Linked DNA regions of Homo sapiens: all the other regions are linked to region 3. Evidence: chromatin loops called from intact Hi-C (ENCODE). Cell type or tissue: heart right ventricle. All regions are shown on one strand.

Region 1 (8,000 bases), 110 kb after region 3:
CCCTCACCCGCACACACAGGAGGGATGCGGAACCCCATTCTGCTTAGGGAAGCAAGGAGGCTGTGGCTATGGAGCCAGACAGACCTGCATTTGAATCCTGCCTCTACCCCTACCTGCTGTGCCCCTTTGGGAAAATCACTTCACCTATCTGAACCTTAGTTTCCTTATCTGCAAAATGGGGATAATAATGCCTATATAAGAGGGTTCCTGTGAGAATGAGAGCTAAAATTTATAAAGGAACTGGCATATGGCAAGCATTCCAGAAGTGGTAATTATTATAAAACACGGCTCTTCTGCTCAGGAATGAGCTCACGTGAGAGAACGGTAGGGGTCTCATGCCTTCTTTGCACCTGTCATTTCAGTAAAGCCAAACAATCAAGGGCTTCCAAAGCCCATGCTTTAGGAATTTATTTCAGACTACTGATGAATCACTTAGTTCTATTATGAATAGCCAACATTTTTGCAGCACTTAGCGGGTGCCAGGCACTGTTCTAAGCATTTTACATTAAGTAATTAATTTAATCATCACAAACCCCTTTGGGGTAGGTATTATCATTATCCCCACTTACAGATAGAGACAGAAACTGAGGTGCAGAATTTAACTAACTTACTAATGAGAGACAGAGCCAGGGGTTGAACTGAAATGATCTAGCTTCTGGGGACAAGGTCATGCCTGGCAGTGAGATTCTCTCAGGGACGTCCCCTGACCTGGCAGTCCTTCTTCATATGTTTTGTCCTAACTGGATCATTATCAAATAATGACAATGTGCCAGGCATTGAAGTATCATCAATTTTCAATTTAATTTCACCGCAGTTATAAAAGATAGATTTGCTTGTCCTTATTTTATATATAGGGAAGTTGAAGTTTTGAATGGTGAGGAAACACCCAAAGTCAGTTAGTGATAGAGTTAGCGTTTGAACCCAGGTCTCTCTGCAATTTGGGGGTAATTGCACCACTCTGTGTGAAATGGCTAGCTGAGTTGAGATCAGGTTTATCTTCTAGAAGCCTATCGATTTAATTATTTGGCATTAATGGCCCACTGGTCTGCCTAAGTCCCTCTAAAGAGGTGACCAGTCTGATGGGATTTAGCAATAGGTTTGCCCCTTGGGATGAGCCCTTGGTCCTCCACACCAATAGCCTGCAGTTCTGGGAGGATCTGGCCAGCCTTTGGCAAGTCTGGGATTGGAGTACAGGAAATCTCTCTATACAGAACATGTATTCAGTGTCCAGAAACTCTCACCAATGCATAGTAAGCATGTCCTCCAGACCAGGTAGCTAGGAAGCCACTGTGGGAATCCACTGAGACCTGTGGACACATCTGAATGGAATTCCTGTGGGATGTACGTGTCAGGTGTCTGGCAGCCTCAGGAGGCTGCGTGGTGGTTTCATATAGAAATTAGGACACCTCCACCTGAGAAAATACATCTAGCAGGGAATAGATAGATGTCCACAATATCAAGATAGCTTGTGTTAGTCACATGATCTGATCAAGCAGCTGAGAGAGAGCAAGCCACAGAGTGGACTTCACTCTGCAGGGTTCCAGGGCTGCCCACTACCACCAGAGCATCAGGCACAGCACCTGGACTCACTCCCCTAGACAGCACCTTACCCACATACAACATACTCACCCCATGGTACACCCTACACATTGCTCTGTTGACTTATGTAGATTGAGGAGTGGGAATCTGGAGAGGGAGGAAAGAAAGAAAGAAAGAAGGGGCTGGTGATAATACCATGCTAATAATAATTGCTTCCACATGCTTGGTATGTGCTAAGAACTGTGCTAAACTTTTTACACACATGCCTTATCTCATAATCCAATTGTTATCCTACTTAACAGATGAGGACACTGAGCCTTAGAGAAGTTCGTAAACTGCCCAGAAAGGAAATGTGTACTGTGGAAATGAGCACTGCGGTCAATGTGCCAAGCACATTGTGAAGTGCTTTATATACATAGCCCCATTAACCTCTGCGAGGACCTGGGAGGCTGGTATTGTGTCAGTCCATTTGTGTCGCTATAAAGAAATACCTGAGGCTGGGTAATTCATAAAGAAAAGAGGTTTAATTGGCTCATGATTCTGAAGGCTATACAAGCATGGCACCAGCATCTGCTTTTGGCGAGGGCCTCAGGAAGCTTACAATGATAGCAGAAGGGATGGGGGGCTACATATTACATGTGAGAGAGGGAGCATGACAGAGAGGGCAGAGATGCCACACACTCTTTTAAATAAGCAGATCTTGCATGAACTGAGTGAGAACACACTATCAGGAGTATGACGCTAAGCCGTTCATGAGGGATCTGCCCCCATGACCAAACACCTCCCACCAGGCCCCATCTCCAACACTCATTCCAATATGAGATTTGGAGAGGACAAACATCCAAAACATATCATATTCATTTTGCCCATTTTTCAGATGAAAACAGTGAGGTTCAGAGAAGTGAAGCATTTTCCAAGGTTGCAGAACTAGGATGAGGGAGGACTAGATTCAAACCTTTGTTAATCTGTGGATTGTCAACTGTGCCACCCTGGTTCTGGCTAGAAGTTAGAAGATCTGGGTTTCAGTGACTGCTTTGGTTCATATAGATAAAATGGGGGTATTTGTATTAAATGATCCTTAAATTTCCTTGTAGTGCTAATATTTTGTGTTTCTCTGAGGAAGGAAGAGTAGCCGGGAGTTTGGGAAGTCATCAGTGGCCTTCTTCTGGGACACATGTAAGCCTGTTTGAATGGGGAGGGCCAAGGAGAGAGAGTAGTTTTTCATTTCCTCTAAACGGAATGTCAGGGGTTGCGGGGTGTAACAGAAAGCCTCATGGCAGCAGCTTAGGAAGGCGGGGTCAGTGATGTGTTTTCTTAAAAGAGAAAAGGTTGAGTTGGGTCACCTTCTTTTTTAGCTGCTTGTGTCCTAGCAAGGACTGAATTTTTATGGGTCATAATTTGGTACAGATAAAAACATATTGTACTGAGCTCAGCCAAATCCCCTATGCTGGCATTACTGGTAGAGTTCTCAGCCAGCTGACTGGGCCCATCCAAGAGGCCTGTGGGGAGAAGAGTCAGGCAAGGCCTGGATGTTCTCTTGGAGCACCTTGGCAAGGATTTGGATAGCACTGTGGTCCCCACTGCCTGCCTCAGTAGAGCAGAGCTGTGCAGGGCATCCAGAAAGGCTGGGCTTCCAGTCGGGTCTGTGTGAGTTGGCTCTGCCCCTTTCTGGCTGAGTGACCAGGACATGAGCAAGTCATTCAGCCCCTGGGGTTGCAAACTTTACTCCACAAACCAGCACAAGGACAAGGCCACATTTCACCAACGCCCAGAGGAGGGAGAAAACTCAGGATATTAAATTGTATCTTCAACAATATAATTTTATTAAGTTTTAAAAAATGACCTTTATTCTGATTAAATTGTCTGCCACAATTGTTTGCATTAAAATATCTTTTCTTTTGCCAAAATGGGACGATAAGTTTAGATGTAGCATTTTTTAATTTTTAAAATTTCCTTACTAAGATAATTGAGGTGAACAATCCATGTACACTCCCCCAATTGTTTTAACTTGATTGCGAAATCCAAAAACTGGAAATCACTGATAGAGCTTCTCTGAAAATTAGTTTCTTCATCTGTGAAGTGGGGATAATTAGCTCCATTTTCTTCAAAGGGTATTGTGTTGGAAAAAATGAGGTAATATATAAAATGTCTGTTCCTGAACTCAATTTAAATAGAATTATACTTCCTTTTCATGCCAACTGTTATATCCTAGGTCTACATGCTGGACTTCAGCCCTTGTCACAATGTCCTCCCATCATTTCTGGGAGCTTTCCCAGGGTATTGACTCATGTGTCAATGCCCAGCAGGAGGTATCTGCCCTGCTGGCACAGTTGTCACCACTGGGGGCTGTCTCTGAGACCCCAGTGATGAAGGTGAAGCTCTTGATTTGATCTAAAGGTCATTCTTGGTGGCCCACAACTCTCAGAAGAGGGGCAGCTGCTCAGATATACCCCTTAGTCTGGAGCACCCAAGCACTACCTAAATGCTGATTATCACCAAACTTGGTGCTTTTTGAGCTGCTACTGCCTCCACCATGGTAAATAGTGGAGGCCAAGCTCCTCTCCAAGGGCACGGCCAAGGGCACTCACCCACTTCCAGATCACTCAAGGCCCCCCCACACTGCAAGCCCAGTGCCAACCCCACAGACACCAGAGTGAGGAATATATTTCTCCCTCATCCAGTCCTGAGTCTCATCATATTTCCAGCCCTTCCGGGATGATTGACTATGGGAATACCCATTCTCTTCAAGGGTAGAGTTCTTCTCACCCATCCTTCAAGAGTGCTCACATCCCTATGGGCTCAAGAGCCCTTGGTTGGCACATTGCCCAAAGTTGGGTCATTATAACCCATGGCCTCTCAGTACAGTGCCTGGCACATTGTAGGTGCTCAGTGAGTGCTGATTTCCCATCCAAGTCCCTCACTCCATAAAAGCACATGGTCAGGCAGGGCTAGGACCTGGAAATCCTTCCCTCATTCTAGCTGTAGTTAATATGGGTTTGGGGCAGGATGAGAGCAAGACCCAAATGCTGACATCAGTCCTGACCCTCAGAGGAGGCCCTACCATGATCCCACCCTGGGCCAGCCTCCAGCGAATCCCAGACCTTCCCTCAGAAGGCCCCACAGACTGCTTAGCTAGGCATGTTTGGGTGGTTTGTCCTGCCCTCTCAGTTCAGAAGCTCTGCCATCTGCTTTTAAATCACCTTAATTTCCAGCCAAATGGGAGTTTTCCTCTCATTTCAAAATGCCCATGATATCATCCATCAGTGGGGAGCAGTTGAAGAAGAAGCCTCGAAGACTTCCAGACCCCAGCAGTAGGGGTGGGGAAAGCAGGTTTCAAGCAGCCCTTACTAGAATCAGGCCCTGTGACCACACCCCCTTCCCAATATCTACTTGAGCAGGCCTGCAGGTATGGCCGGGCTGAGGAGTCAAGCTCTGCGGGCTCCAAGATAATGTTAAGGAAGAGGAGGAAGGGTAACAGATCCAGGGTTCCCATGCACTTAAATTCCTTCATTCTGCAAAGATGAATTTAGTGCTCATTAAGAGTATCAGTTTATTTGGGGTTGAAAGATTTTCACACAAACTAGTGAAACAGCCGTATGATGATTGCAAGTGCAACAGGAATTGCAGCTGAAGACTTGGAAACTGGATCTAGCTCTGACTCTTTTTAAGTTGATGAGTGATATTGGGTAAACCTCCCTCCCTCTCTAATCTTCCATTTATCTTTCTGATAAATGAAGGTGCACCAGTCTCAGAGGGCCCCTGTTGCTCTGGTCCTGGGAATGGTGTGAGGTTTCAGGAGCCTCCCACGCTCTGCACCAAGAGGTGCTTTTGGACTTAGACTGACTCTCAGGGCTCAGGTATTTTCTAAAAGGCAAATCTCATCATGTGACTTTCCAACTTAAAACTCTCCAGAGGCTTCTCACATCTCATAAAGTCCAGAATTCTCAGCATGCTCAGGAGATCTTGCATGCTCACACTCACCTCTTCTCACACTGCTCCCCCAGCTCCCTAGTACAAGCCTATTCTCCAGGTCCCCATGTTCATGTCCTAACCCACCCCAGGGCCTCCTCCTTGGCTCCTCTCTGCCCCCTTCACTTCATTTAGGTGGCTCCTACTCAGCCTTCTAGTCCCTATGGTGACATCGCTGCCTCCACGACCATGTCACTTGCTTCATACCACAGATAGTTGGGTCCCCTGTGATATGTTCCCTTGCTTTTCCTTTGAGTAACCTGTCTCTCAGAATCAACCTTCTCCATCCCTCCCCCTCCCAGACTGGGAGCTCCAGGAAGGTGGGATCCTTCTTATTTCCCAGTTGTCCCCAACACTGGGCCTGACCACAAAGCAGGTACTCTGTGTTTACTAAACAAGAGTCTCATGTTTCCCTCAATCCGCCCATTGTGTGGTCTCAGGGTGGCTCACAGGGAGGTACTCCAGGTCATAGGGGTTGCCTGTTCATTTCTCCTCAACCTGGGGATTCACCTTATCAGATGAATGACACTGCATTCATCACAGTCTCCTCTCACTTAAAGGGGTTGTGAGCAAAATAAGTTCACATTGTCTGGTGCTTGGATGAATAAAGCATGGCTGCATGGGCCTGCCCAGGTGGGGAGGACCCCCAGTGTGGGAAAAAGCAGCATGTTATCATGGAGAGAGCTCCACAGTCCTAGACTCGAGGAGGCCCGGATTATCACTGTTATATCCTGGCTCTGACCTTCAATAAGATACTCCCTTCTCTATCTGGGTCTTAGTTTCCTCACATAAAGTATGGGGGTTGGACTCAATTATAACATTTAGTCTTTAATGGATACTTCTTAGTTTTTGCCAGGCCCAGGGCTAAACCCTTCATATGCAGTACAGGTAATTCCCACAGTAACCATATGAGGCGGGCACTATTATTAGCCCCATTTTACAGATGAGGAAACTGCAGATTAGAAAGTTTATATAACTTTCCCAAGGTCACATGACTAGAAAGTGGCAGAGGTAGGGTTTCAACACATTGAGCTCTTAACCACTTTGCCTCCCCTCCGAGGACCTGCTGACTCTGTTATTCTAGGAACATGAAACTGCCCAGAGGCTCAGAAGGTCAGTATGAGATCTAAAATTATTATGTTCTCAATACAGCATTCTCCCTGGAACAGGGAGACAGCGCAGGCTGTCAGCCCAGCATCTCCGAAACACTGGTAGCCCTGGGAGCCATACAGCAGCTCTTGGCTGCATTGACACTTGAGAGCCAGAAAAGAGCTAGAAATATTTCTTATCCAGATAGTCAATCTCCAGGTTACAGCCTTCCCTCTCAGCCATAACCTGGTTCTGTGCTTGTTTTTACATTTAAATTTTCATTGAAATATTACATGCATTCAGAAAAAAGCAAATATTATACATGAATTATCTCAAAGTGAACACACCTGTGTAACCACCATCCAGGTCAAGACATAGAACATTACCAGCATCCTATTAGGTCCCCTCCTAATCATTATCTCCCAGGTCCTGTGTGTTTTTATCTGAGAATATTCCCTGGAGCTATGGAGAAAGGCTGGAATAAGAAGTTAATTTTCAAATTATCCTTTCATCTCCAGGGAAATTGTAAGTCTGCAGGAGGGATGTGGAGGAGGGGAGGAATGAACACAAGATGTACTAAACCCTCAGATATGGCAAATGGCTGCAGGTTCCAGAGAAAAGGGATGTGTGTACATGTGTGTGTGCACATCTGTGTACATGTGCATGTGTGTATGCATGCGTGTGTGTGTGTGTGTGTGAACTTTGTTGGCAGGAGGGAGGCCAGAGTGACTGGCAAGTGTGGGATCACAGAAAATGAGTGCCTCAACCTCTTGAGTTAGGACAGGTCTCATTGAGAAAGAAGGTCATGCTTAGGGAAGTGTAGGAGATTCATCTAGAGAGCCCCTGTGCCCTAGCGCTGACTCTCATCCTCCATCCAGGTGAAGTTGCTACAGACTCTAGCACTGCAATCATGCCTGCTAGGGGATCTGTCTTCTGGTTTCTTCAGAGATCATAGAATGGGATGAAAGAGGGGAGGCAACCCAAAACACACCCCCAATTTGGGGAAGGTCTACCTAGAGTTGGCTCATTATCAAGCTGAAGTATTCTTACATGAGAAGCAAAGAATCCCAATTACAGCCTTGAATTGCATGATTATGAAGCCCCTGAAAACTCTTGGAGGGTTTTATTGGCCTTATATTTGTTGTACATAAAGGAACAGAAGACTCTGTAAAGGAGAAAGTGTAATGCTTAGGCAAGCTCAGAGTCTGAGCTAAACCTTGACCTGTGTAATCTTATCCATTCCAACAAATGCCTTGGGCACCATGAATGTTCATCCCCTAACCCCACTGAGTGAGAAGCTGTGATTCTCAGACTATGCCGTGGTAACAGAGGTACACAAACCATAGGGAAAACCTGCAGCAAGCATCTTTCCGGGCATCAAGTTTACTTTACATTTTAAGAAA
Region 2 (8,000 bases), 50 kb after region 3:
TCTTTCAAAATATTTTAACATTTATTTAAAAATTTTAATTGACAAATAATAATTGTACATACTCATGAAGTACATAGTGATGTTTTGATACATATAATGTATAGTGATCACATTGGGCTAATTAGCATATTCATCATCTCAAACATTTATCATTTCCTTGTGTTGGGAATGTTTAAGATCCTCCTCCTAGCTAACCGAAACTATATAATACATTATTGTTAACTATAGCCATCCCACAGTGGTATAGAACACTAGACTTTATTTTTCTTATTTAGCTGTGATTTTGTATTCTTCAACAAATCTCTCCCTATCTTTCCCTTCCTCCAACCCTTCTTAGTCTCTAGTATCCTCTGTTCTAATTTTTACTTCAATGAGAACAACTTTTTTTAGTTTCTACATATTAGTGAGAAAATGCAGTGTTTAGCTTGTTTCACTTGACATACTGTCCTCCAGTTCCATCCATGTTGCTATGAATGACAGAATTTCATTTCTTTTTTATGGCTGAATAGTATTCCATGTTGTATATATACCACATTTTCTTTATTGATTCATCTCCTGTTGAACTAGGTTGATTCCATAACTTAGCTATCATGGACTGTGCTGCAATAAACATGGAGGTGCAGCTATTTATTCAATATACTAATTTCCTTTCTCTTGGTGAAATGCCCAGTAGCAGGATTGCTGAATCATATGGTTGTTCTATTTGTAGTTTTTTGAGGAACTTCCATACTGTTCATAGCAGCTGTACTAGTTTTCGTTCCCACCAAAAATGTATGAGTTCCCTTTTCTCTGTATCTTTGCCAACATTTGTTCTTCTTTTTCTTTTTGATAATGGCCATCCTAACTGGGGTGAGATGACACCCCATTGTGGTTTTGATGTGCATTTCCCTGATTACTAGTGATGTTGAACATTTTTTTTCATATATTTCTTGGCCATTTGTGTATCTTCTTTTGAGAAATGTCTGTCCAGATCATTTGCCTATTTTTTTTCCTGTGGAGATGTTTGAGTTCCTTGTATATTCTGGATATTGACCCCTTGTCAGATGAGTAGTTCGTGACCATTTTCTCCCATTCTATAGGTTATATTTTTACTTTGTTGATTGTTTCCCTTACTGTGCAGAAGCTTTGCTATTTGATATAATCCCATATTTGTTTATTTTTGCTTTGGTTGCCTGTGCTTTTGAGGTCTTATTCATAAAATCTTCTCCAATACCAACATCCTGAAGCATTTCCCTTATATTTTCTTTGAGTAGTTTTATAGTTTTGGGTCTTACGTTTAGGTATTTGGCCATTTTGAGTTGATTTTAGTATAGGATGAGAGATGGAGGTCTGTTTTCATTCTTTTACATATCCAGTTTTCCCAACACCATTTATTGAAGAGGGTGTCCTTTCCTCAGTGAGTGTTCTTGGCATCTTTGTCAAAAATCAGTTGGCTGTAGATATGTGGGTTAATTTCTGGGTTCTCTATTCCGTTCCACTGACCTATATGTCTGTATTTATGCCAATGCCATGTGGTTTTGGTTGCTACAGCTCTGTAGTATATTTTGAAGTTTGATAGTATGATGTCTCCAGCTTTGTTCTTTTTGTTCAGGATTACTTTGGTTATTTGGGGTCTTTTGTGGTTCCACACAAATTTTAGAACTTTTTTTCCCATTTCTGTGAAGAATGTCATTGGTATTTTGATAGGGATTGCATTGAATCTGTAGACTGCTTTGGGTAGTATTGTCATTTTAAGAATATTAATGCTTCTGATCCATGAGTATGGGATGTCTTTCCAGTTGTTTGCATCTTCTTAAATTTCTTTCATCACTGTTTTGTAGTTTTCCATAGAAGTCTTTTACTGCTTCTGTTAACTTTATTCCTAGGTATTTTATTTTACATTTTTAATAACATAGGTTTTAGTGTCAGATCCAAATTCAAATTCTGGTTCCAACTTTTATGAGCTGTGTGTCCCTAGGAAAGTGACTTAAGCTTCTCTGACTCTGTTTTCTTAATTATAAAATGGGAATAACACCAACCTCATAATATAGTTATGGAGATTAGCTGAGACCGTAATTAGAAAGTGCAATATGTACCCAATATGACATGAAAGCACTGGGCATATGATCTGGCACATAGTTTACCCTCAGGTGCTAAAGTGGTGTTTGAAGAAGGTGAGGCAAGCTGAGGTGTGTATAATCAGTTGAAGGTCAAGAGATCCATGTGGGCCGGGTGCGGTGACTCACGCCTGTAATCCTAACACTTTAGGAGGCTGAGGTGGGTGGATCGCCTGAGGTCAGGAGTTCGAGACCAGCCTAGCCAACATGGCGAAACCCCGTCTGTATTAAAAATACAAAAATTAGCAGGGCGTGGTATTGTGTGCCTGTAATCCCAGGTACTCAGGAGGCTGAGGCAGGAGAAATTGCTTGAACCCAGGAGGCAGAGATTGTGGTGAGCCAAGATCACACCACTGCACTCCAGCCTGGACAACAGAGCGAGACTCTGTCTCAAAAAAAAAAAGAGATCCATGTGCCTGTTGGGCTGGACCAAGGGGTCTGTTGGCTTTGGGGTTGTTTAGGCCATGGAAGTGGGAGGTTTTTCATGCATGAAATTCTCTGGTCACAGCCAGAGAAGCTGCAATTTTGACCTCATCAGTCCCAGCAAAGAGGACCAATTTGTGTAAAGTCTAGTGTGCCACAGACCTTTAAGTGAGACCTTTACCAAATTGGGAAAGTTAGTCACAATTGTCATGTAGGTCCTTTGCCACAGTTACAGTCTGCCCAGCTCCAGGGCTTCTTAGGGGACATCTCAGAGCCGAAGGAAGCCTGGTAAGAGAACATGCCCCCTTCTGGACCTCAGTCTCCCATCTATGCACTGACGGTGATGGATGAGATGGGAGGGTTGGGCCCCGCCTGCAAAGTGAGAATATTGGCTCCAGAGACAGGAAACCTAGTTCTAATCCGACATATACCTCTCCCTGGGTGTGCCACCTTGGACAAGTTCCTCAACCTGAGCCTTAGTTTCCTTGTTTTCAAAAAAAAAAAAAAAAGAAGAAGAAGAAGAAGAAGAGATAATGATAATATCTGGCAGCCCATTCCACAAGGAGGCATAAACAAATATATTCATGTGAAATGCTCTGTGTTGGGCTGGCATGTGGCAAACACCCAATAGATGATGGCTACTTTAATCACCACTGGGGAGAATCTCCTGTTGCTGACACTCTTGGAGCCAGTATGTCTCCCTCCCACTCTGGCCCCAGGGTTTGGCTCCCTGGATGCTCCCCATCCGGTCAGGAAGTGCCTCACAGCCTGAGGCAGCAGAGGAGTTGGACTTGTCCGGTGGGAGAGGAGCCAGTGGACATTATGTTCCTTCCCAGGAATGGGAAAGGGAGAATGTTCCTGGGTGAGGAGCAAGGCTCTGGGGCAAGCACACCCAGGAACATCCACTCCCGCTTCCCCACTGCCCAGAGCCAAGCGTAGTGCAGGGCCCTGTGAGGAGGAAGACACCAGAGCAGAGGTGCCGGCCTGCCTCAGGCTCCTGGCAATCAGGGCACACTCGTACAGAGTATATGTTCTCACACATTCACAGATATCCCCACACCCCGTACACACATGGTGAGTGACACAGATATATATTCGAAAGCCTCTCAGAAATGTACTCATGCATCCACGCTCACGTGGCCATGCACTCATCTACATTCAGGTGTACACATGTAACTCACAGATCCTGAAGTCCGGATTCCTACACATACACTCACACATACACAAGGAAACTCACTCATTCCCATACACTTACCCATATTCACAAATACAGTTGCCAACACAATCACACAGGTGTCGACATTCATGAACACATATATAAAAATGCATACCAGAAACATGCACATATAATTATACTCAAAGAACCAGGTACACCAAGGTCCCCTACCCTTCTAGTCTTCTGGAATCATTGATTACCATCATATCCAAATAAAATGGCTCAAGCTCTATCCCAGCTACTCTGAGAGGCGCTCCCTCCCCGGTACTCCCATGGAGTTCACCTGCCAGGTGCATTTGCCACCCTGACCTTGCTGCAAGCACCTGAGACTACAGCCCTATCTCCTATGCCCACCTTTGTTCCAAAATTCTCATTGACACAAGGTTCTTGAAGCTACCCAGCTTTTGCTGAAAATATAAGAGTGGGCAGAAAACAGCCCTATGTTTCTAAAATGTGGTGGCCATTCATTGTCTCCGTGGAGTGCAGCCTCCCGCTCTGCCTCAGTGTCTCCATCCTCATTTCCTCGTCACATCTCTCTCTCCCACCATTTCTGAGCCCTTGCCCCAACCCCACTCACCAGCCTTCACCCATCAAGCCTCTGGAACTCCCAGAGAACAAGACCAAAATATCATTTTAGGCAGAGCCATTCAGTCCTCTCTTGTATTTCTCCTATCCCTTCTGGCTCAGGGACCAAAGGGGCCCATTAGGCTCTTTCCTAGACTAATAATAATAATAAAGCTATGTAAGAAAAACTCTCTGGAAAGGAATTGTGCCTCTCTCCTAAAAGGCAGAAGTGGTTTCAGACAGTATTTGATGTCAGCGACATTTTTCTTACGCACTTGCGCACACACACACACGTACAGACACACACACTCTTTGCCTCTTTCTTTTTTTCTCTCTCTCTCTGACACACACACACACACACACACACACACACACACACAGCCTAGGAGAATTAATTTCCTGTTTCCTACTCTCCTCCCACTCCCCCTCCCATCTTTGGACAGTTGCTGGAAACCAAGAGGCTGGACCCTCAAATAGGTCCTAGACAGGGACAGGGGTAGGGTGGGGAGAACAGATCTTGTTAGGAAAGGAGTCAGGGAAGGACCTGAATGGGCCTCAGTTTTGAAGGGCACCAATGTATTTACTAAATCACACCCTGCACTTTCCCGCCTCTCAACCTCTGCTCTCACAGTGCCTCACCCTGGAATGGCCGCATCAACCCTCCAGCTCTGGCTAAGTCCTCCGTTCCCAAAGTCTTAGCCTCTGTCAGTCCCAAATGACTCTCTCACTATAATAATCCTCATAAGCTGTCATGTGCACCTCTACCAAAATTCTGTACCCTCTGATTTATGAGGCAGCCCCTGGGGCCGCTACATGTTTCCCCAACTCTGTGGTGAACTTCTGGGGAATGCGACCTATGTTCCCCCAACTCTGTGGTGAACTTCTGGGGAATGCGACCTATGTTCCCCCAACTCTGAGTCCCTAGTATACCCAGTATACACAGCCTGGCACAAAGAATGCTCAATAAATTATATATCATTTGCTTCATCTCTCTGTATCTAGAACTCATTAAAATCTGTGTCATCAATATCTCCATCATCAATATCTACCTACATAAAGCCTACCTGGCTTAGCCCCAAATCCTCAACCTGAGCAAGAAGAAGCTGATTTCTGCTCCTGCCTTTACTACTTCTTGGTTTTCTGACACTGAGAAGGTCATTTAGCTTCTCCAGATTTTTGTTTTCTCATGTGCAAGATAAAGGAGTTGAACAAAGACAGTGGTTTTCAAACTGGATTCCGAGGAACCCTAGGGTTCCAAGAAGACATGATGGTGAGAAGAGCAAGGCAAAAGGGAAAGAAGACAATTGTTAATGAGCAGGACCCCCACTTCTACCCAGATTGCTCCTTCTTGCTCTGTTTTGTCTACCATGCTTCCACACAATACTACACTTAATCAAAGGGTTTTGGCAGGGCACAGTGGCTCACATCTCTAATCCCAACGCTTTGGGAGGCCAAGGAAGATGGATCACTTGAGCTCAGGAGTTTAAGACCAGCCTGGGCAACATGGTGAGACAAAAAATATAAAAATTAGCTGGACGTGGTGGTGCATGCCTATAGTCCCAGCTACTTGGGAGGCTGAGGTGAGAGGATTGCTTGAGCCTGGGAGGTCGAGGCTGCAGTGAGCCGAGATTTCACCACTGCACTCCAGCCTAGGTAACAGAGTGAGACCCTGTTTCAAAAAGAAACACACATACACGCACCCCAAAACAAAGGGTCCTGTTGCAAAAAAAAAAAAAAAGGAAAAAAGAAAAAAAAAAGAAAGAGAAGGAAAAAAGAAATTTGGTAAAACACCAGTTTAAAAGCAGTGTTTTGTTTTGTTTTTTTAATATTTTACTATATTTATTACAAAAATGGCCTGAATTGCCCCTTTCATTTTATCCATGGCCCTTTCTTTTTTTTTTTTCTTTTATTTTATTATTACTATACTTTAAGTTTTAGGGTACATGTGCACAATGTGCAGGTTAGTTACATATGTATACATGTGCCACACTGGTGCACTGCACCCACTAACTTGTCATCTAGCATTAGGTATATCTCCCAATGCTATCCCTCCCCCTTTCCCCCACCCCACAACAGTCCCCGGCGTGTGATGTTCCCCCTCCTGTGTCCATGTGTTCTCATTGTTCAATTCCCACCTATGAGTGAGAACATGCGGTGTTTGGTTTTTTGTCCTTGTGATAGTTTGCTGAGAATGAGGGTTTCCAGTTTCATCTGAGGGCCTTTCCAGCTTTTGCCAAAACAAGATTCTCACCTCATAAAATGCCCATGTAAGACAGAAAGCACAACAAGTGTTTTTTTATGGATTTAGGGCTATCTTTCCTTTTGTATCTAGAGTCACTGACTACCTTTCCCCTTCCTACCAAGACTAGTGTGCTCTCATTACCTCCCCTGGCCTCTACTTTCTCATCTAGCTAAAGGGAACTCTCACAGCACTTCACTCTCAGTGTTTTAAGGAGAGACTTGCATTCAAAGCTGATGAAAGCAAACCCCCGGCACTGAGTGTGGCACCTAGAAGGCACCCTCTGAGTGGTGGCTGTGGTGCCCACTAGTGTCCCAGGAGATGGATGCCTCCATGGGCATCATGCCTGGCTTGTGGCTGGAGTTTGCAATCCGAGGGCAAGGATTGCTCAGTGATTAGGAGCCTGTGTGCTGTCAGACATCTAATTAGCCATCGTCTTCCCAGGAGACAGCTCAGTTGTGCAATTTTTATTTCCATATTTTACACATTCTCCATCAGCAAGAGAGACCCACGCCAATCTTTCACCAGCCTCATTGTTTGTTTGCATTCCAGCTGTGCCAACTGCCCACTTCTTACTTTACTCTGGTTCCCACCCGCCAGGGAACATGCCTGTTGGCAGGCAGGGTGGGGGTGTGGGGAATAGCTATTACATGTCGCTTCAAAGGCCCATCTTCAAGACCAGCACACTAGGGACAGCTGTATTGGTTGGATTTCCTGCCTGGCACAGGGATCAGTGAGAGCACACCCCCATTACCATCTATTTATAGGGACGGTTTGGTGCGGTACAAAGAACATTGGGTTTGGCATCAAACAGGATTGGTCTTTTTTCTAGCAATTTAATTTACCTCTCTGAGCCTTGGCTTCCTTATCAGTTAAATCAAGACCTTGAATAATTCACATTATGAGGCTGTTGCAAGGCTGTATGCTTCCATACATATTTATTGGGTTTGTCCAAATGAAATAATGTTCATGTCTGCGCTTTGCAAACTGAAAGTGTTGTCTAGGTGGGAGTTATTCCACAATTGCAGACTGTCTTTGATTATTCAACGAGCTTTTATCAAGTTTAGATTATCCAGACTCATTATTATGAGATTATTAAACTGGCCAACCCTTCCTGCCTGCTGTTGCCTGTTTTGTGGTTTTCATTGTGGTCAGTTCAAAGAGGCTGATTCCTTGGAGCAAACTCAGCAGGGAAAGATGTGTCTCCTGAAGCTATTATTGATGGCAGTTGTTCCTATCTCATCGGAATATGCCTTCGACCTTTCTCCTACTTAGAAAACTACTCAGTGCTCTCCACTGGGCTAGAAACCACGGATGTTATAAAAGAAATATAAGCCTGAGTTCATGACTTCTACATGCTCCATCTAACTAGGAGAGCAAAAATCCACACAGCATTTAGCAAGCAGCTTTTATGTGCAAGGCACTGTACCCACATGCATTTTATCCAAACCCTTTAAGAAGA
Region 3 (8,000 bases):
GTAATGAGCCATCTTCCCAGGGCAGTGGGGCTAAGTGCTTTGGTGGACATTTTGGAGCCATTGTATTAGAAACCCCCTCTTTTTCCTTCTTTACTTCCTTCCTTCCATCCCGTTTATTTTTGTTGATCACCTATTAAGTGCCAAACATAGTGAATACAGCTGTGAGCAAGACAAGGTTCCTGCTACCGTGGAGCATAGGTCCAGTTAGAATTAGGTAGAGAGAAAGGAAATGAACAACCATGCAAGAAAATAAACTCTTTGAAAAGTAGAAAATAGAATGGTGGAACAGAAAGTGATGAGTGTGGGGAGAATAGCAAAGCCACCTTAGATGGGGAGTCAGGGAAGACATCACAAAGGAAACAACATTTGAAGCAGGACTTGAAAGATCAGAACAGGCCAACCATACTCAATTGGGCGAAGGGGTTTCCTGCCGAGGAAATAGCACAGGTGAAGGCCCTGAGGAGGGATGGAGTTTAGCTGGTGCCCCTATACTTCCTAATGGGAAGTGCCCAGTAAAGACACAGCTTTGCACTTCCAGCCCAGGCAAAGCAATCAGCCTGCATCTTCAAGGGTTGGCTGCACTTAAGATCCGGGGTGCTGCCAGGATGTTCTTTTTGCAGTTAATTTGCTGCAACTGGCAGAGGTTAATCATGTCCACATTCCTCAAGGCCCCTGCCAAAGCTGGCCCTTCTCACAGATGCTGGTTTAAATTAGAGGGGTTCTTAGCAGCAGACTAGATTTAGCAGTGATTAACCCCAAACTGGTCCTATTGCCTTGCCCTCCTGATGGGCAGGTGGAAGCATGCTGGGCGAGGCTGGCATCTAGCACAGGCGGTAGATGCTTGCTCTTGCCATTGCAATGAGAAAGGAGCCCATCAGCTCTCCTTCTAAGCCTGGGCTCCTACAGCAGCCAGAATGCCAGTCAGACCCATCCACGGTGCTCCACGCCTGGCCCTAGCCTTGCTCTTGCCTCTTCCTTGCTGTGCACATTCCTGCTCCACTCCACACCTTTGCCTGCCTTGTCTCTGTACCCGCAGGAGAAGCTCTACTCATTTTTCCAGACTGTGCTCAGATTCTACCCCCCTATGCAAGTACCTCCTCAGACACCCCTGGGGAAATTCACCTTTTCTTCCCCATTCTTCTAGTTTCTCTTTGCACATAAGCCCTTTAAGGCATTGGTCATCATCTATATTGTGTTGGGGAGACTGAGTTCCAACTAAAGTGGGAGCTCCCGATGGCCAGGGATCCATGTCGTTCATCTCTGCAGCTACAGGACCTAGCATGAGCTTTGGCATCTCATTCATTCAGCAAATGTGTATTGAAGGTCACTGTACCAGGCACTATGAGAGGTAAGGGAATCACAGCTGTGGACAAGGTGTGTTCCCTAGTTTTAAGTTGTAGCCCATTGTAACACAGAGGGCTGAGCAGATTACGGTGTGGACTCTAATAGATGCCCAGTTGAGCCTGGGTGGTTCAGGATGGCTTTTTTAAGTCATACAGAGTGAGGAATCTGAGGCTCAAAGGAGTGAAATAACTGGCCCAAGATCTCACATCTAGTGTATGGCAGAAAAAGTGCTCAAATCCAGGCCTAAGTGCCCTTTGCACACAGCCATTTGTGGAATGGGTCCTCCTCTGTCTACACTCTCCATTCCAAGCTAGCATACTCCTTTCTGATCCTCAGCCACAAAATAAACAGGTAAGGGATCAGACCCACTTGGCCAGAGACTGGGCAGCCTTGCCGCATTCTGATGCAAAAACCTGTTTTCAAGCTACTTCAAACTTTTGATGGTTCTTGAAGTCATAGAGAGGCTTTCAGCTGAATCCAAGGCAAGCGAACAGATTTCCCATCTGCAGGGTATTTTGAAACCACTCGCTTCTTACTCATGTTTCATTTGTTTGTTTTTCTATTACAAAAATAATGCATACTAATTGTAGAGAATTTGGGGAGAAATACAAATCACCCATAATTCCACCACCCAGAAATAACCATTGTTACTATTTTGGTATATTGAGATAGTTATTTGGGGATATTACTTAGAAATTGCTATAATATATAATTGCTGTTTATTAATTTATGCAAATACATGAATATGATTAACTTGTATATATTTAGCTTGTTGTAAAACTTACACATTCCGGTGCCTGGAAATTTCAAAGATCTGCTGCTCCCAAAGAGAGCTCTTAAACCTAATTCTGTATGGTCCTTTTCACGTGAATAACATATATCTGTTTCCCTCCCTGTCTTCTCTACCAGTCTGTGGGCTTCAGAAGGGAACCCTGAGCCTTTCTCATCATTCCCTCTTCAGTACACAGTGCATAGCAGACACACAGCATTGGATGGAATGGATGTGTCTGTGGCCTGGGAAGGTGTCCTGGGGTCCTTCCATCTGGCTGTCTTAGGCTGAGTGGTGCTGGTTATATATTTCTAAGGACAGCTCCCCCTTCTCTACTCTAATTCCTTGTTCACTAAGGAATTAAAGTATCTTACAGCAGGAATTTGTCTTTTACTTCAAGGAATCCCTGGGTTCCAGGAAGTGCCTTGCACAATGAAAGCCCTCAATCCATGTTTGTAAAAGCCTGAATGACCGGAATAATGCCACTGTTTGGTAAATAGTGTGCATGGATTATCACCACAGCCCTATGACGTGGGTCTAAGCATATCTTTATTTATCACATGAGGAAACTGAGGCTCAGAGAAGTTAAGCAGCTTGTCCAACGTCCGTGTGTTGCTAACTGGCGAAAGCCAAATGTGTGGTCAGCCTCCATCAGCGTTCTATTTGCTTCCTTCATGGGGCTGCTTTTCAGATACCTGTCCTCAGATACCCACCTGGCGAAGGAACCTGTTGGCTCGTGCCCCTTCACTTTTCTAAGGCTGGGTGAAATACCACAAGGGTAGGGCCGCTGACAGGGAAGATCTGCCACGAGGGCGCAGCCATCTGTGTGAGCCACCTGGCCTCTGGGCCCTGACCCCGGCTCCTCCTGGGCCCCCTAGATGCTCAGTGTAGCCACTTCTCCCTCTGTGTCCTTCACCACCTATCTTTTTCACAGCTCTGTTTCCCCTCTTGTCAGCAGATCTCTCAACAAAATGTTTTCCATCACTGCTGCCTATTTTTAGCCCTTTTATCACAGTTATTTCCTTTGGTAAATAGCTTCCTGGCATGGGGTGAGCAGCCTAACTCGGGAGCCAGCAAGCACTGTGTGGATGGGGGTGTGGGTTGGGTGGGCATCTGGGGTGAGAGGGAAGAATTGAGGAGCCATGGACCAGGCCCCACTATTGGGGGCTGCTTTCTGTTCCAATGGTGGCAGCAGCAGCAGGAGCAAGATGCTCATTCATTCCATTTCAATTTGTTAAAACCATTCTTTGAGAAGGCAGCATGTGCACAGGCCTCGGAAGCAGACAATCAGCGACAGGCGCCCAAAATAGACTCAAAATCAGCAGCATTTTGTTTTGCTCAAGGCTTTTCATGCCTGCAAGGGGAGGAAAGAAAGGATCCAGAGCATTTTCTGCTTCCAAACACACATCTATTTTACAATAAGACAAATGACTCGTATTCCTCCTATTAAATCCAGCAGCGTCCCCTCCCCACCACCCCTTCTCTGAAGCCCTCGCCAGCATTTCCTTTTGTGGCTGTAAGAGAAGCAAATAGCAGTTCATGCATCTCCAGTGCAGAGTGCCTCTGCCTCCTCCGGCTCTGCCTGCGAGCTGGGCTTTTACAAGCTGAGATTTTCATAAATTAACGCTGCGCGTGCTGCTGTAGCTGCTGTAATGGCTTTCCAGAAGGTGCTGTGAGCCAGGCCCTGCTGGAGAGAAATGAGCCAGTGATTTGCTAGTAGAAGGCTCTTGGCCACAGTCAGAGGTTAAGCCAGGCAGTTGCAGATGTCCTGGGCTGCTCTCTGAGTGCAGCCTGATGTCATTGAGCCTCTAGAAGGGACATCGACTTGGGAGATTCACTGGTGACCAAGGAGGCCACACATGCAGGGGGTGAGTCCCAGTGGGAGAATGGGATGCCTGGACTCCAGTTCTGGCCCTGCTCTGTGGTGACATTGTGACATTGTCCAGCCACCATGCCCTGGAGGTCAGTTCCTCCTAGTATACACTCTGAGTACACTAATACCTCCCATTTGTAGTACTTACAAAATGGGAATTTAACACTTATTTGTGCAATATGTTGACCATCTAGGTCAGGGGTCTGCATATTTTGGCTTGTGTGCCAAATCTGGCCATAGCATTGATTATACATTATCTATGGTTGTTTTTTGCACTACAGGGCAGGGTTGAGCAGTTGTCATGCAGAGCGGATGACCCTAAAGCCTAAAATATCTACCCTCTGGCTCTCGACAGGAAAGGTTTGCTACCTTTGGTCTAAGTGGTGAGTCCCAGGAGAGCAGAAACCCCTCTGAGAGGTTTAGGGACATGTTCACACACCCAAGATTACTCAGCTAGTAAGTGGCCTAGATGTAAATGTGTGTGTGTGTAAGTTTCAACATCCAGGACTATCAGGGAAGTGATCAGTGCAATGTGTACAAGTAGAGCCAGAATTTGACAAAAAAAGAAATCTCTCCCAAGAATAAAAGCCATATGATGTGTACGTAGGTGGGTAAGCTCAGTGCCTGACTTAATGTTTCTGAGCAAGGAGTCTATTCAGGCAGACTGTCCACCACTTCTGAGCCGTGTGGCCTTGGGAAAGTTTTTAACCTCTCTAAGCCTCAGCTGTCTCAATTGTCAAATGGATATAATAAGACTTATTTTGCAGGACTATTATGAGAATTCAGCATGATAATTTAAGTAAATGCTTAACATGGTTCCTGGCAAATATTAAGGATTCTCTCCCAGGCCTGGTTCCCTTCATTGGTTCCCACTGCTAGTGACAAGCCCTTCCTTGGTCTTCGTCTATCTGCCCTTCATAACACAGCTCAAGCAGCTGGACAGAGACGGAGAAAGGGCCCTGACAGTCATGGGTGGCAGCTGATTATAGAGGTTGAAGTGTTTTAGAATCACTAGACCTAAGTTCAAATCTTGACCCTACTACTCACTGAATCAGATCATCTTGAATATGTTGATTTACCTTTCCAAGCCTTGCTTTCCTCCTCTGGAAGATAGGAAGGAAATAGACACTTCGTTGTAAGGCAATAAGAAAGAGTAAATGCAATGATATGTGTTAGGTATTTAGAGCAGAACCTGGAATTCAGTAAGTGTACATAGTAAGCACCCAATAAATGTTAGTTGTTATTCCCCTCCTACATGACCTGGTCTAGGTAGATTCTAGCTTTTCTGGAATTCTCATGGGAATGATTGGCTTTGAGCATCTCTAGGCCCCTCTTGGACACCACCTTGGAGACAAGAGGCTCTGAGAAGGCCTCTGTCCTGTCTCACTTAAGTGGAAAGTACTATAAAACCCAGAGGCCCAGCACGTTAAACCAGCCCAGCTATGATCCTGGCATGGGGACCAAACAGTCTTTGAAAATATGTGTTTTCCTAGATAAAACCTCCAATTGGACAATTGTATCTTTTGGCCTTATGCAGACTTTATGACTTTGAAAGCTGTTAAACGGAAAGCTCTATGAATGGGATATATTTATTTCTGTGGCACTCTGACTGGTGCTGTTGACCCAACCGGGGGGTGGGGCTTCCAGGGCTCGCTAATTTCTCTTTGCCAGGTGGCTGTTACTGTGCCTGTACCCTCGGAGAGCCACAGCCAGTTGTCACCGAAACCCAGATGAAGGGCTTCTGGCTGCCTAAAAGATTGTCCTGTAGCCAGATTGATTTCCCAGGAAAAGAACATGGTGCTTGGGAATTTCTCTGGGAAGTATCACATTTTTCTTTCTTTTTTTTTTAATTTATGAAGAAGACATTTATATTTTACAGTTATGGGGGCTGAGAAGTCCAAGATCAAGGGGCCCCATTTGGACTCTATGAAAAGTCCAAAGGTAGCTCAAGGCATTACATGGGGAGGGCCTGAGTGTGCTTGCTCAGGTCTCTCTTCCTCTTCTTGCAAAGCACCAGTCCCACTCCCATGATAACCCATTAATCCATGAATCTCTCAATACTGCCACATTGGGGGTTAAATTTCAACATGAGTTTTGCAGGGAATGAATATTCAAACCATAGCAGCTACCATTTATTGAGTGTTTATTGTGTACCAGGCACTATCTTAGGCAATTTGATTTATTTTCTTGTCAGTCAGCATTTCAGCTGTTTCCACTTTTTTGCTATTATGGGGAGTACCGCATAGACCTTCTTGAACATTGTCTTCATGGGCATGTGAACAAGATTTTCTCTTGGGAACACACTTAGGAGTAAAACTGCTGAGTAGAAGGTATGTGAATGTTCAACTTTACCAGCAATGCAAAATTATTTTTCAAAGTGACTGTAATAATTTATCCTCCCACAAGAATGTGTAAGCCTACTTATAGGATACTCATCCTATCCTACATTTGGTTCTTATTTTTCCTAAGCTGATGAATACAAAATAGCATTTTGGCTGGATGTGTATTTCTCTGATTACTAACAAGGTGGATAATCTCTTCTTATATTAATTGGCCACATGTGTCTCCTTTTCTGTGAGATGTCTGTTCATGTCTTTTACCCAGTTTCCCATTGAATTGTTTGCTTTATCTTGTCGATTTGTAGGAGTTCCTTATATTTTGTATACTAATCTGTAGGTTGTTATATAATTGCAAGTATCTTCTTCCTGCATGTGACTTGGTTTTTTTACTTTCTTTAAAGTATTCTTAGCATAAGTTCTTGGTTTTAATGGCGTTGACTTATCAATCTCCTCTTTAACGATTAGCACTCTTTGTATCTTGTTTAACAAATTTCTCTGAATCTCCTTTAATTTCTTTTGAAAGTTTAAATTTAAGGTTTTTTTTATTATTATACTTTAAGTTTTAGGGTACATGAGCACAACGTGCAGGTTTGTTACATATGTATACATGTGCCATGTTGGTGTGCTGCACCCGTTAACTCGTCATTTAACATTAGGTACATCTAATGCTATCCCTCCCCTCTCCCCCACCCCACAACAGGCCCCAGTGTGTGATGTTCCCCTTCCTGTGTCCATGTGTCTCATTGTTCAATTCCCACCTATGAGTGAGAACATGCGGTATTTGGTTTTTTGTCCTTGTGATAGTTTGCTGAGAATGATGGTTTCCAGCTTCATCCATGTCCCTACAAAGGACATGAACTCATCCTTTTTTATGGCTGCATAGTATTCCATGGTGTATATGTGCCACATTTTCTTAATCCAGTCTATCATCGTTGGACATTTGGGTTGGTTCCAAGTCTTTGCTATTGTGAATAGTGCTGCAATAAACATGGTGTGCATGTGTCTTTATAGCAGCATGTTTTATAATCCTTTGGGTATATACCCAGTAATGGGATGGCTGGGTCAAATGGTATTTCTAGTTCTAGATCCATGAGGAATTGCCACACTGACTTCCACAATGGTTGAACTAGTTTACAGTCCCACCAACAGTGTAAAATTGTTCCTATTTCTCCACATCCTCTCCAGCTCCTGTTGTTTCCTGACTTTTTAATGATTGCCATTCTAACTGGTATGAGATGGTATCTCATTGTGGTTTTGATTTGCATTTCTCTGATGGCCAGTTATGATGAGCATTTTTTCATGTGTTTTTTGGCTGCATAAATGTCTTCTTTTGAGAAGTGTCTGTTCATATCCTTCGCCCACTTGTTGATGGGGTTGTTTGTTTTTTTCTTGTAAATCTGTTGGAGTTCATTGTAGATTCTGGATATTAGCCCTTGGTCAGATGAGTAGATCGCAACAATTTTCTCCCATTCTGTAGGTTGCCTGTTCACTCTGATGGTAGTTTCTTTTGCTGTGCAGAAGCTCTTTAGTTTAATTAGATCCCATTTGTCAATTTTGTCTTTTGTTGCCATTGCTTTTGGTGTTTTAGACATGAAGTCCTTGCCCATGCTTATGTCCTGAATGGTATTGCCTAGGTTTTCTTCTAGGGTTTTTATGGTTTTAGGCCTAACATTTA

What was found. A loop is a pair of places that touch in the nucleus more often than their neighbours do. Peaks named below come from ENCODE experiments on the same cell type or tissue, not always from the same donor. Only the 100,000 strongest peaks of a DNase experiment are listed, where the experiment ranks them.
Region 1: it touches region 3 in a loop (4-fold over the local background); 17 of 110 quality-filtered maps call a loop at or near these places.
Region 2: a loop joins it to region 3, with 2.7 times the contacts of the local background. A loop is called at or near these places in 5 of 110 quality-filtered maps.

Annotation. Positions count from the first base shown.
Region 1 is chr11:19,680,509-19,688,508 of GRCh38, forward strand. It overlaps a transcript of NAV2 not described here. Among named protein-coding and RNA genes, the nearest start is that of NAV2, 28 kb to the right of the region's middle. In heart right ventricle, no CTCF peak of the experiment used is centred here; a DNase peak (open chromatin) is centred at 3,113; H3K27ac peaks cover 3,819 bases.
Region 2 is chr11:19,624,901-19,632,900 of GRCh38, forward strand. It overlaps a transcript of NAV2 not described here. Among named protein-coding and RNA genes, the nearest start is that of MIR4486, 54 kb to the left of the region's middle. In heart right ventricle, no CTCF peak of the experiment used is centred here; a DNase peak (open chromatin) is centred at 3,331; H3K27ac peaks cover 1,077 bases.
Region 3 is chr11:19,574,511-19,582,510 of GRCh38, forward strand. It overlaps MIR4486 (microRNA 4486), which reads left to right and starts at 800; the gene lies at 800-862. It also overlaps a transcript of NAV2 not described here. In heart right ventricle, no CTCF peak of the experiment used is centred here; DNase peaks (open chromatin) are centred at 2,946, 3,691 and 3,891; H3K4me3 peaks cover 522 bases; H3K27ac peaks cover 4,250 bases.